Regions from separate parts of the Mus musculus genome. Here region 1 is linked to region 2. Evidence: chromatin contacts called from ENCODE Hi-C or POLR2A ChIA-PET data. All regions are on one chromosome and are shown on one strand. Each heading gives the region's core, a stretch centred on a gene start or an enhancer-like site at or near the end of the contact. The rest is flanking DNA. Distances are from core to core; before and after follow the strand shown. Region 1 holds the start of Hinfp (histone H4 transcription factor). Region 2 holds the start of Nlrx1 (NLR family member X1).

What was found. Hi-C counts contacts between places; a loop is a spot of excess contacts on that map. ChIA-PET counts read pairs that join two places held with the same protein, here RNA polymerase II (POLR2A).
Region 1: a loop to region 2 is called in a map of heart, with 5 times the contacts of the local background. The contact joins the promoter of Hinfp here to the promoter of Nlrx1 in region 2. A Hi-C loop is called at or near these places in 2 of 37 maps with a recorded cell type or tissue (T-helper 2 cell and heart). POLR2A ChIA-PET finds 5 or more read pairs at or near these places in 2 of 5 experiments (Patski and embryonic stem cell).

What each region holds. Positions count from the first base shown.
Region 1 is chr9:44,304,377-44,310,173 of GRCm38, forward strand. It overlaps Hinfp (histone H4 transcription factor), which reads right to left and starts at 1,295. Exons shown (of 10, transcript NM_172162.3): 1 at 1,240-1,295. C2cd2l (C2 calcium-dependent domain containing 2-like) reads right to left here. Exons shown (of 14, transcript NM_027909.2): 14 at 4,861-5,797.
Region 2 is chr9:44,266,577-44,272,685 of GRCm38, forward strand. Nlrx1 (NLR family member X1) reads right to left here and starts at 1,611. Exons shown (of 10, transcript NM_001163743.1): 1 at 1,404-1,611.

The DNA.
Region 1 (5,797 bases), core at 45-2,544, 37 kb after region 2:
GAAGGAGCCCTGTTTACACTCCAGTGTCTATACTTTACTAAACATTTTTAAGAATATAATAAGCTGGGCGTGGTGGTGCACGCCTTTAATCCCAGCACTCGGGAGGCAGAGGCAGGCGGATTTCTGAGTTTAAGGCTAGCCTGGTCTACAAAGTGAGTTCCAGGACAGCCAGGGCTACACAGACAAACCCTGTCTCTAAAAACAAAACAAAACAAAAGTATATAATAAGTATGTAGTTTAAAAGAACGAGAACAAAGTGAAAGGTTGATGCAAAATTTCTAGGAGGGACATTAAAGGGACAATTCTGCAGAAGTGAGATGGCTCAGTGGGGGAAAGCAGCTCTTGTCACACTAGCCTGACAACCTGAATATGACCCCAGGAACCCCACCACCACCATTCACTCACATATGCTCACACCACTAATCAAGTGGTGGGGAACAGGGTGGCGTTGCCAGTCTTTGAGACAGGATCTCTTGAGAATTTCAGGACAGCCAGAGCCACAAAGTTAAGATGGTCTCACAAAAAAGAAAGCCACCACGGACATCACATTATGTCTAAGGGTGTATCTGTCTGAAGAGGAAGTCAGAAGGATGGAGAAGGAAAATAAAACGAAACTCCTTAGTTTTGTGATCTTAAATTACTTAAGCCATATGGGCCTAATGCACTACTGAGGCTCACTAAGGGTTTGCTACATCTAGCCTTGTTTCTGAGTGTTAATTAGGGGATGGAGAAGCATCCAACCCCCCCAGGATCCTTACCTGACATTTCATCACTAGTCAAAGTACAAAACCATCCCATCAACAATTATCAGGAGAGTATATACTCTATCGCCAGGCACCAATGAACTCTGAGCCACAATCCAGAAGAAAGGCCCAGGTCCTAAACAAGGACTCACAGACCAGGATCTGACGGCTGAACCCCGCAACCAATCCAAGGCGCAGGACCAGGGAGATCGGGACACGAAAAGGCCGGTGGGCAGCCTCGCCTGGGCGCTGAGGCCGGAGGATAGGTAGCTAGAACTCAGAGGAAGTAGCCCATCCGGGAGAGCTTCCCGGGATCCCCGGCGTCAAGCGTGGTGCCGAGGGAGTCCAGCCGCAGAGACCCCCTAGCCCGAGGGCGCGGAGGCTAAGGGCCGGCACGGACGCCACACCGAGCGGCTCCAGGAAGCCCGGCCTTCCGCAGGCTCCGGAGAGAGCCGCTTTAGCCGCCAAGGTACGGGAGCCGCAAGCCTCCACTCACCTGCCAGCGCCGCTGGTTTGCCCAGCGCCCCACCCACCTCACACCATCTACCCCGAGGCGTTTGAGCGACGACCAGCGACAGCCAATCGCCGCTCTCGAGTCGACCGACAGCCAATGGCCGCTGCGTCTGTCAGAGCCCGTGCGCACCAAAACACGGAAGAGGCGGGAATCGTCCCGGAGAGGGCTCCGAGTCCCAAGGGGGAGAGTGAGGGACGACCGGATGTGGCTGAAGTTCGCGTCACCTTCAAAAGTGGGTTGGGCCTGCTCCCGACTGTGCGCAGGCGGGAAGCTTTGAGGCTTGAATTCCCACTACTGCGCAAACTCGCGCCGACCACCCACTGGGCATGCGCCTAGTTTGGCCGGCCTTGTCTGTCATCTTCCTCACGGTGTTTGTAGTTCGGTTAGTTGTCTAGGTAGTTCGCCTACACTGGGGCACCACCTTCATCTTTGATTTTCTTAAGTCTTCTCTGTTTTATGTACCGTACCCCAGGTTGACCTTGGACTCACAGAGACCCACCTGCCTAAGTGCGCCACCTCACCAAGTTTAAGGGATACTGGGGGATTCATTCAAGGGTTTCTGCTTGCTAGACAAATGCTCTACCAACAGACACACACACACCAGCCCCGGAGTCTACTTTTTTTTTTTTTCTTTTTTCTTTTTTTTTTTTTTTTTTTGGTTTTTTCGAGACAGGGTTTCTCTGTGTAGCCCTGGCTGTCCTGGAACTCAGAAATCTGCCTGCCTCTGCCTCCCAAGTGCTGGGATTAAAGGCGTGCACCACCACGCCCGGCCGAAGTCTACTTTCTTTAACACGTGATCATCCATATTCCTCTATCTTCACTTCCATTCTGTTCGACGAATGACACCCATTCCAGAACTCCACACTCATTTAACATGCCCCAGTGCTTAATTTCTCTACAAGACATCCTTCACAGAGCCCAGCAAAGTGATCTTTAACAAAACCAGACTCGATCAAGTCAGAATTCTGTGTAAAATATTCAAAGGCGTTCTGTTGCCTTCAGTACAATGGCCCCAAACCAAATGGAGAATTTCCAAACGCCAGCATCTGGGTGCTGCCTACCTCAAATCCTATCTTGCGTCTTGGACCTCATTTCCTGCACCTCAGACACAAATTTCAGTTTCCCCACCACACTGTGCCTCCTTTTACTTCCCATGTGTCCACTTGTTTTCCCCTGAAAGTCTCCCCTTCCCACTTCCCATTACGTAACTAGCCATTCTTGTGTTTTCAATGGAGACGGTCCTTTGCCTGAGAATTGACTCTTCTTATTATGATATATTGTATTTGTGCTTACTACTGTGCAGTCTACACTACCCAGTGAGAAAGACCAGTTGCGCCTATTTCTTCGTTTTTATAAACCAGTCACAGTCACACAATCCAGTGAAGGAAATTCAGAATTTAAAATTGCCATGCTCAAGCCAGGCGTGGTAGTGCATGCCTTTAATCCCAGCACTCGAGGGGCAGAGGCAGTCGGATTTCTGAGTTCGAGGCCAGCCTGGTCTATAAAGTGAGTTCCAGGACAGCCAGGGCTACACAGAGAAACCCTGTCTCGAAAAAAAAAAAAATGCCATGTGCGGCGGCACATAATTTCACTCCTAGCACTCCAGAGGAAGCGGCAGGTGGACCTCTGAGTTTAAGGCCAATCTGGTTTACATAGTGAGTCCTGGACCACCCAAGGTTAGACAGGGAGAGAGACCTCCCCTCCGAAAACAAAATACAGCCAACCACCACAATGAGCTTGGTGTGGTGACACATACACACTTGTACTCCCAGGGGAGGGGCAGGGGAAGGGGAGGCAGGAAGGAGGATCATAAAACCTGAGGGCAGTTTCCGGGAGCTGGTACTATATAGTAGGTGACAAGACAGCCTGGGCTAGAGACACTTCCTCAAAAATCATTTTGTCTGTGTCCTATGTAAATAAAAGTTTAGAGACAACATAAAAATAGGTCAAGTTGAGCCAGGTGTTCACAGGCCTGTAAACCCAAATCTGCTGCAGCTGTGGAGGCAGAAAGATCCTACAGGCAATGTCTCGAGAAAGAGAATGTAGCTGTGGTCATGATACCTCACTTCTATAATCCTGTGTAGGCCTGGCTGGCCTTGAACTCACAGAGCTCTGCCTGCCTCTGCCTTCCGAGTGCTGGGATTAAAGGCATGCACCACTACAACTAGCTACGATTTACTTCTTTAATGTCTACAAGTATTTGCTGCATGGATGTGGGTACAGCATGTGTGTGCTGTGACTGCAGAGGCCAAAAGAGGGCATCAGATCCTCCCTGTAATTGGAATTACAGATAGTTGTGAGCTGCCATGTGGGTGCCAGGAATTGAACCAGGGTCCTCGTCAAGAGGACTTGGTGCTTAAAAGCAGTGTTTAAGCCACTTCCTCGGAACCATCTCAAGAATTAAAAGCAAACCTTTATAAATACTTTGACTAAATGTATGTGCATCATGCATGGCCTGGTGCCAGAAGCGGGCACCAGAACCCCAAGAACTACAGTTGGACAGATGGTTATGGCTGCCAGGTAAAGTGCTGGTAACTGAGCCAAGGTCCTCTGCAAAAGGAGCAAGTGTTGTTTGTGGCTGAATGTTCTCTTCTGCCTCACCCCTCGTTTCTAGGGTGCTGGGATTAAAGGCCTGCACCACCAGCACCCAGTTTTTATTTATTTATTTATTTATTTAAGGTTTTTTTTTTTTTTTCGAGACAGGGTTTCTCTGTGTAGCCCTGGCTGTCCTGGAACTCACTCTGTAGACCAGGCTGGCCTTGAACTCAGAAATCCGCCTGCCTCTGCCTCCCGAGTGCTGGGATTCAAGGCATGCACCATCATGCCCGGCTCAGTTTTTAAAGTCCAGACTTCGAGGTAGTGTTTTGTTGCCTACTAGGGTTCACTTTCATCTTAAGAACCACAATTCAGGCTGGGTTATCCAGACATATTCTGGGACTACTTTCTAAAAAGCTGCCCCCTACAAAGCACCATTGATGTTTATTAAAGGGTATAGATTAGGTCAGACAAAATAGAACACTTTAATATTTTGTTGTTGTTGCTTCTGTTTGCTGTTGTTTTGAGACAGGTCTTCTCTGTGTTTCCCAGGCTGTCCTCAAACTCAGAGATCTGCATGCCCCTGCCTCCCAAGAGCTGGGATTAAAGGTGTGTGCCACAGCCACAGCTACCACCACCAGGATGTTAGAACTCATCTTTAATCCTAGCACTCGACAGGTTGACACAGCAGGGTTATACATTCAAGGTCAGTCTGAGCTATAAAGAATGTCAAGGCCTATCTGGGTAATTTAGTGAGATCCTATCTATAAAAGGGGAAAAGAGGGTCTGGGATGCATCTCAGTGGAAGAGTTTACATGTATGAGGCCCTGATTTCTATCTCAATCATCACACACATTAAAAAAATAAATAAATAAAAAACTAAGACAAGTTATAGCCAAGTGTGACGTCACACACCTGTAATCTCAGCACTGGGAAAGTTTAAGGGCAGCCTGGGCCACATAGAAAGACCTTATATCAGAAAAAAACAACAGTAAAAAAACCAAACCAAACCAAAAAACCGTGCTGTCTATTCACAAGCCAAGCCCGGGTAAGATATACATCAAGGCTGGAGTTCAGAAATGACCTGATTATCCCAGGCCACTTTCATTTATTTTAGAGGTGAAGAAACTGGAGTCCAGAAAGAGTAGCAGCTTGGGCCAGATAGAGATATTGGTGGCACACTTAGTTTCCTGCCTATTGGTCCTGCATTTTGCCTAACCTCCTATAGCAGCTTACCTGGTTCAATCCTGTGTAATATCCCAAAGGACAGGAAACAGAGACATATCTGTAGGTATCTAAAACTCACCTATGTTAGGAATAGTGCTTTTGTTTGTTTGTTTGTTTTGGACAGGGTCTCACTATATAGTCCTGACTAGCCTGAAACTCACAGAGTTCCCAGGTACTGAAATTAAAGGTTTGTGTTAGCCACCACACCTGGCTTCATCCTCTCTATGAAATATTGCTAGAGACAAACCCCAGGGCTTTGGGTATGCTAAGGCAGAACTCTACCTTTGAGCTACATCCCCAGTCCCTAGCCCCCATTTGACAGAAGAAAAAAACTGAGTACACAACCAGGTGTGGTGTCCTAGCACTCAGGAGGAAGAAACCAGGCTATCTCTGAGTTCAAGGCCAACCTGGTCTACTTAAGGAGTTCTAAGCCAGCTAGGACAACATAGGTGAGGCTCTGGATCAAAAACAAACCAAAACAACTGAGGCCCCATATTTGTCCACGGTCACAAAGGTAACAAAGGTCACAAAGGTCAGTGGAGCTGGGTCTCAGGTCAGAACAGTGCAGCCTCAGAGTCCACACTCTAAATCGTGTTACAGCCCAGAAAGAACAGCCTGTGGGGGAGGGGTGGCTTCTTTGCAGCAACTTGACTTTTCAGAGTATCATCACTCAAACCTCTCTACTTGTATCTGTGTTCAAGGGCACCTGTGCCACCTGACTGCCTAGGTCATAGTCAGTGAGCCCGCCTGCCCACTCTATCAACACCACAGCCTTTAG
Region 2 (6,109 bases), core at 361-2,860:
TGCCTGGCACTGGAGTTTCACAGCTGCCTCTGCCCCGAGATCCAGCCCAATCATCTGCTTTTAGGTTTTATTTTTGCTTGACTGCTAGCAAGCTCAGATAGGAGCCCTGTGCTCACTCGCAGGCCTTTTCTGAGCCTGGCTTTTTTCCCCCACTCATCCTTATTCATTTCCGTCTGCTTTTGTGCCACGGCTGAGTTTTAATGGCTGTATCACTTTATCATCTCTCTGACTTTTATGTAAGCTGCCTGTAAGGCTGGCATAAATAATAAATGGATGTGTGAATGAACTTCCTGCTTGACACAAGGATGTGCCGCCTCTGCCTCACACTTCAGCCATGCCAACCTGGCCTCGTCAGCCCCCCTCCTCTGTTTACTTTGTGGCAGAGCTCCCCCAAGCCCTGGATTCACACACTATTCCCTTGCTCTTTATTCGAAGCCTTCCCCCACAGGCAGCGGTGGCAGTCTTACAGATCTCTCCCTACTGGTTTTTGCCAGCCTCTTCATTTCATCATTTCAGAGAGATCCTTCCAGACCTTACAAAACCCTACTTCCTCAAGTCCTCTGTGCCTCCACTGTTGGCCTATTCCACTCCCTCATCCCCTGCAGAAATCAGCTCCCTAAACTCCTAAGCTACTTGACAGCTATGAAACCCAGGCCCACACAAGCTATTTTTCCAGGTTTGCCCCCAGCCCACACCTCATCCTCCAAGACTACTATTGGATTCTTGCTCTCACCTTCCTAACTCAGTCCCTATACTTTGGTTAGCATTTACTTTATCAGAATCCCAGACACTCTTTGAAGATACTGCTCAAGGTACTCTTTCCCAAGGAGTCTATTCTGGCCCACCCCATCCCACAGCTCCTTGACATGCATATGTGGCTAGGCTGGCGTGGCCTCCCTCACTGCCGCTAGGGCAGAAGGGAAGCAAACTTAGGAAGAGGCTGCACTGAGCACAACTAGCCAGAGCAGGAGCTGGCTGAGGTCTTGAGTGGGCTGGAAACAGGAGACCTGGGGATTAGAGAAAGGTCCTGAAAACCTGACAAATCCCAGGATTGACATCAATCAGCCCCAGGTCCACTGAGTCAAGATAAGACGTGCAGGGTCTAGGATAATTCTCTAATCGAGCAGTTGTCATGGCACTAATCAAAAGAAGGAATGCAACAGAAGTTGCGGAGCTTTTCCACCAAACTGGGTCCCAAATAGCTTTCCCACTTCCACTTGGCTTGGGGGCGGGGGGGCAAAGTGAAGCTGCCAGTAGGCCTGTATTCAGCGCCCAAGCTCCGGCAGAATCCCCAGTGCCACTTGCCCGCTCCCGCGACCCAGCTGCCCGGCTCTTGCTTCCGGGGCCCAGCGCAGCCGTCCAGCCGGGGGCCGGAGGAGCGATCGACCCAGTTAGGCCTTTACCCAGGTTGCCTAGGCCCTGGTGCCCGTCGCCGTGGCCCGGAGGGAAGGAGGCCTGCGTCTCCCGCTGGCTCCGAGCTTCCCCGGCTCGCTCGGCACGGCGCGTCTAGGCCGCCTCCGCCCGCCAGCCAGCGCGCAGCCCGGCCCACTCTGGCACCCCGCCCGGTCTGGACACTGGAGGGCACTGAGCAAAGACCCGCAGAAGGGGGAATGGGGTGCTGGCGCGGGGCGGAGACTCCGGCCCCACCCGGTCTTCCCAGGGCCCAGGTTCCCGTACTGCCCCCTGCAGGTTCCCAAGCGTCAGGCCCAGCCGATGACCTCATCCACCTCCAAGTCTGGACTTGATGAAGCCCATTTTACAGATGAAGACACGGAAGCGTGGAAGAGAAAATGACTCGGGCGCAGGTCGTCCCTGTTGGAAGTAGATGATTCAGAAGAAAAGCTCCGGTCTAGGCCTTCCTTACACTTAGGTACTCATCCCCAGAGCATAATGACTTCCCTTCCTGCTCACAAACGTAGCTTACCTCCAGGCAGAAGACAGCCCTTCTTGGATCCTCCCCTTCTGTGTTATTCAGTCCCAAGACTCTAGAGGGGGGCCTCTGACCACTTTGGCCAGGAAGGAAGAATGGGTACCGACAGATAACTTCCTTCTCCAACCTGTTCTTCCTGTCTGACATCCCGTCATGGTTTTAGCCTTGGGACTTCCGTGTTCTAAAAACCCCAACCCTCATCCCTTCCATTCAAGGAACACCCAAGGTTCTCGTAACCAAGCTGACAGTGACCTTCAAACAAGGAACGCCTCCACATGCAAACACTGGTGTGCAATGTGCAAAGAACAGACATGAAGTAGAGAACTCAGAGAGAGAGGCTCCTCAGGGCCGGCTGGGAAGAGGCTTTTGTGGTCTACCCTCCATAGGAACAGAAGGCCAATGGTGATAATTTTATCTAGGCGATTGTCCATTTATTCCATGTGTGGTGTTAGGCCAGTACTGAACATTCACCCTGGGCTGCCAAGCAGAGCAAGTCATGCAGGGACCCACCATACTTGACAATGAATTTCTTCAGAAGTCGAGGCAAACTATTAGGAAAATTACTACCTGCCTCTAGCAGAGACTCTGACATTTGAACTGGCTGTTAAAAAGTCAGAATGAAAAAAGTCACTGGGCAGCATGGAAAAGGGCATATTTGCATTTTAAGAGATGTTCTTCTAAGATTGGAGAATGGCTCGGCCGTTAGGAGCACTGGCTGCTCTTCCAGAGGGCCTGGGTTCCATTCCCAGCATCTACACAGCAGCTCACAACCATCTGTAACTCCATTCTCAGTGGATCTGATGCCCTCTTCTGGCCTCTTCAGGCACTGCATGTATATGGTACACAAATACACATGCATGCAAAATACCCATACACATATTTATTTGTTTGTTTATTTGTTTATTTATTTATTGGTTTTTCGAGACAGGATTTCTCTGTATATCCCTGGCTGTCCTGAAACTCACTTTGTAGACCAGGCTGGCCTTGAACTCAGAAATCCACCTGCCTCTGCCTTCCAAGTGCTGGGATTAAAGGCGTGCACCACCACCGCCCGGCTGAACATTTTTTTGCACATATTTTTTTAAATATTAAAAATAAAAGAGTCTGGGTAGAGGTAGCACATGCCTTTAATTTCAGTACAAGAAGGCAGAGGCAGGTGGATCTCTGAGTTCAAGGCCATCCTGGTCTACAGAGCGAGTTTCAGGATAGCCAGGAATACACAGAGAAACCCTGTCCTGAAAAGAAAAGAAAAGAAAAGAAAAGAAAAGAAAAGAAAAGAAAAGAAAAGAAAAGAAAAGAAAAGAGAAGAGAAGAGAAGAGAAGAGAAGAGAAGAGAAGGATGGATAGATGGAAGGGTGGATGGATGGATGGATAAATAAATAAAGTTCTTCCAGAGATTGAATAATATGAGCATCTCCATGGATATAGTCTCAGGGGTGACATTTAGGGTCCAGTAGTTTCTCTCCACTTACCTTGCCGTGGGAAGTCAACTGTCACCTGGACCTGGCTACAATTATTGTTTATTGCTCACAGCAAAACCATTCCCTTCCCTCTATGAATATGACAACTGTGTGGGTTATTATATTAACATATAATTTGACTGGCCTCTGCAGACAGAAGGACTGTGAGTCATGCTGTGGGCATGTTCTCTGTTGTCTGGCCTCAGTGTGAGCCACTAGGTGCTCTGAGAGCCATGGCACAGAGATCCATCTCGATCAACTCTGCCCGCCAGCACTTTGCGAGAGCCCTGACACAGAGGCAGCATGCTGTGAATACAGTCTCTGGGGCCTAGCAGGTGGGCATGAGAGAGAGAGAGAGAGAGAGAGAGAGAGAGAGAGAGAGAGAGAGAGAGAGAGAGAGAACATCCATTTCCAGACATAGCTGGATGTGCAGGTTGCAAGAGCAGTGTCTGGAGAGCTCGCCTGTCGCCCTCTGCCTACCTCAGGTTCCTTTGCTGTAAATGGAGATGGTGGTACCACTGCTCTTAGCCCCATCTTGGGGCTGCTGTGGGGATCAAAAGCTCTCTCTGTGAATCTCTGAACTGTTGTCCAAGTATCCTCTGTGCCTGAAGTTGATTCCTGGCTTCAAAGGGGCCCTCTCTAGTCTCTGTGGAACTTCAAATCAAAGGTGTTTGATTATTTCAGACCTACTTCATTGGGGGCTTAGAGTGTAGCTCAGCGTAGACTTGTGTTTGGTGTGGGTTGAAGACAGGTTTATGTTTTAAAAGAGAACCAACCAAAGGACTTGGAGGTCAGAGACTGTAATTCCAGCTATTTAGGAGGTTGAGGACAGATAGTTATAAATTCAAGGCCTACCTAGGTTGCAGAAGGAGTTCAAAGACAACCCAGGCAATGACAGCCAACTTGTCTAAAAGTATAAAACAGCTTTAAAAGGCCTGGGCATGTGCAGGGTCATAGGTTCAACCTGCAGCCAAATGCTCATTCCTGTAATCCCAGCACTTACCGAATTGCTTTGAATTCAAGGAAAACCTGGGCTACGTGGTCAGGAAGGAGCCTGGAGATGTAGCCCAGTTGTTATAGTGCTTGCCTTCTGTACACGCAGCCCTGAGTTTAATTTGCAATTCGGTGCATAAACCAGATGTACCTGCTTGAAAGTGTGGTGTTTAGTAGGTAGGCACAGGAGGACCAAATGCTAGAACAGCTCTGCGGTGACATAGTAAGTTCAAGGCCAGCCTGCACCATATGAGAACCTGTATAGAAAGAAAGAAATAAGCTCCACCCAGATGAATAAATAATAAAAACGAGTATTAGAAAAAATAAGAGCATCTGTGTGTATTGACCCTTAATCTTAACATTCAAGAGAGATCTTTAACTTTTGACGAGCCCCTTATCAGCATCACTCAAGGAAGAAGGCCCCTAAATGCCCCCTCAAACAACCTAGGATTCAGATTCCCAACTTCTCCCCCTCGCTCCAAGTCTTTGTAAGAAATGAAGCTAGGCCGGGCGTGGTGGCACACGCCTTTAATCCCAGCACTCGGGAGGCAGAGGCGGGTGGATTTCTGAGTTCGAGGCCAGCCTGGTCTACAAAGTGAGGTCCAGGACAGCTAGGGCCATACAGAGAAACCCTGTCTCGAAAAAAAAAAAAAGAAAAGAAAAGAAATGAAGTTAGTCTGTCTACAGTTGAGTACCCAACCAGTCTAGATCCTAGTCCAGACCAGAACACTTCCTCTACCTGCGGTACAACTGTGGCATCCCAGACAGCTGACGGGGCTGGTTTCAGTAGGTTCTTTCAATTTCCCAACCCAGGAGAGAAAAGATGAGACAATACAGAGCTTGTTGGGCCATCTGCCACCAGGGCTCAAGCCCCTTCTCAACCCCTCAGAACCCTTGCCCACTCCAAGCCTCTAATGTGTTGTGCTGATTACTGATCTCTCAGCCCTGGTATAGGTGGCCAAGTAGAAAAAAAAATGGAAAGGAAAAGAGAAAATTAGGGGTCTGGAGAGGTGGCTCAGCAGTTAAGAGCACTGACTGCTCTTCCAGAGGTCCTGAGTTTAATTTCCAGCAACCACATGGTGGCTCACAACCATCTGTAATGGGGATCCAATGCCCTCTTCTGGTGTGTCTGAAGACAGTGACAGTGTACTCACACACATGAAATAAATAAATAAATCTTTAAAAAGAGAGAGAGAGAGAGAAAATTAGAGTAAGCCCAGTAAGGTGCCTGCCACTCCCATCCTGGAGGCAGATAAGGCTCTAGGGCAATTCTTCTCAACCTATGGGTCAGACCCCATGGGAGTCAAGTATCAGATATCCTGCATATCAGATATTTACATTACGATTCACAACAGCAGCAAAATTACAGTTATGAGGTAGCAGTGAGATAATTTTATGGTTGGGGGTCACCACAACTTGAGGAACTGTATTAAAGAGCCGCAGCATTGGGAAAGCTAAGAACCATTGCTCTGGAGGCTTTTCTGTTTCCCATTGCTCTTTTTGAAAACCACTGGCTGGCACTCTCCCTTCCCCCTAGGCACTACCTCGGCTCCATGAGCCCCGGACAGAGTCATGGACCACTATGGGAATATACCTATGCATCCAACATAAGTGTCCACACACAGCTTGCGGACCCAGCCATGACCAAGCGCCCTGACCAGTGCTGAGAGAAGGGAGTCTGGTAGCAGAAGACTTGGCTCCATATTGTACTTCTCACCCTGCCCAC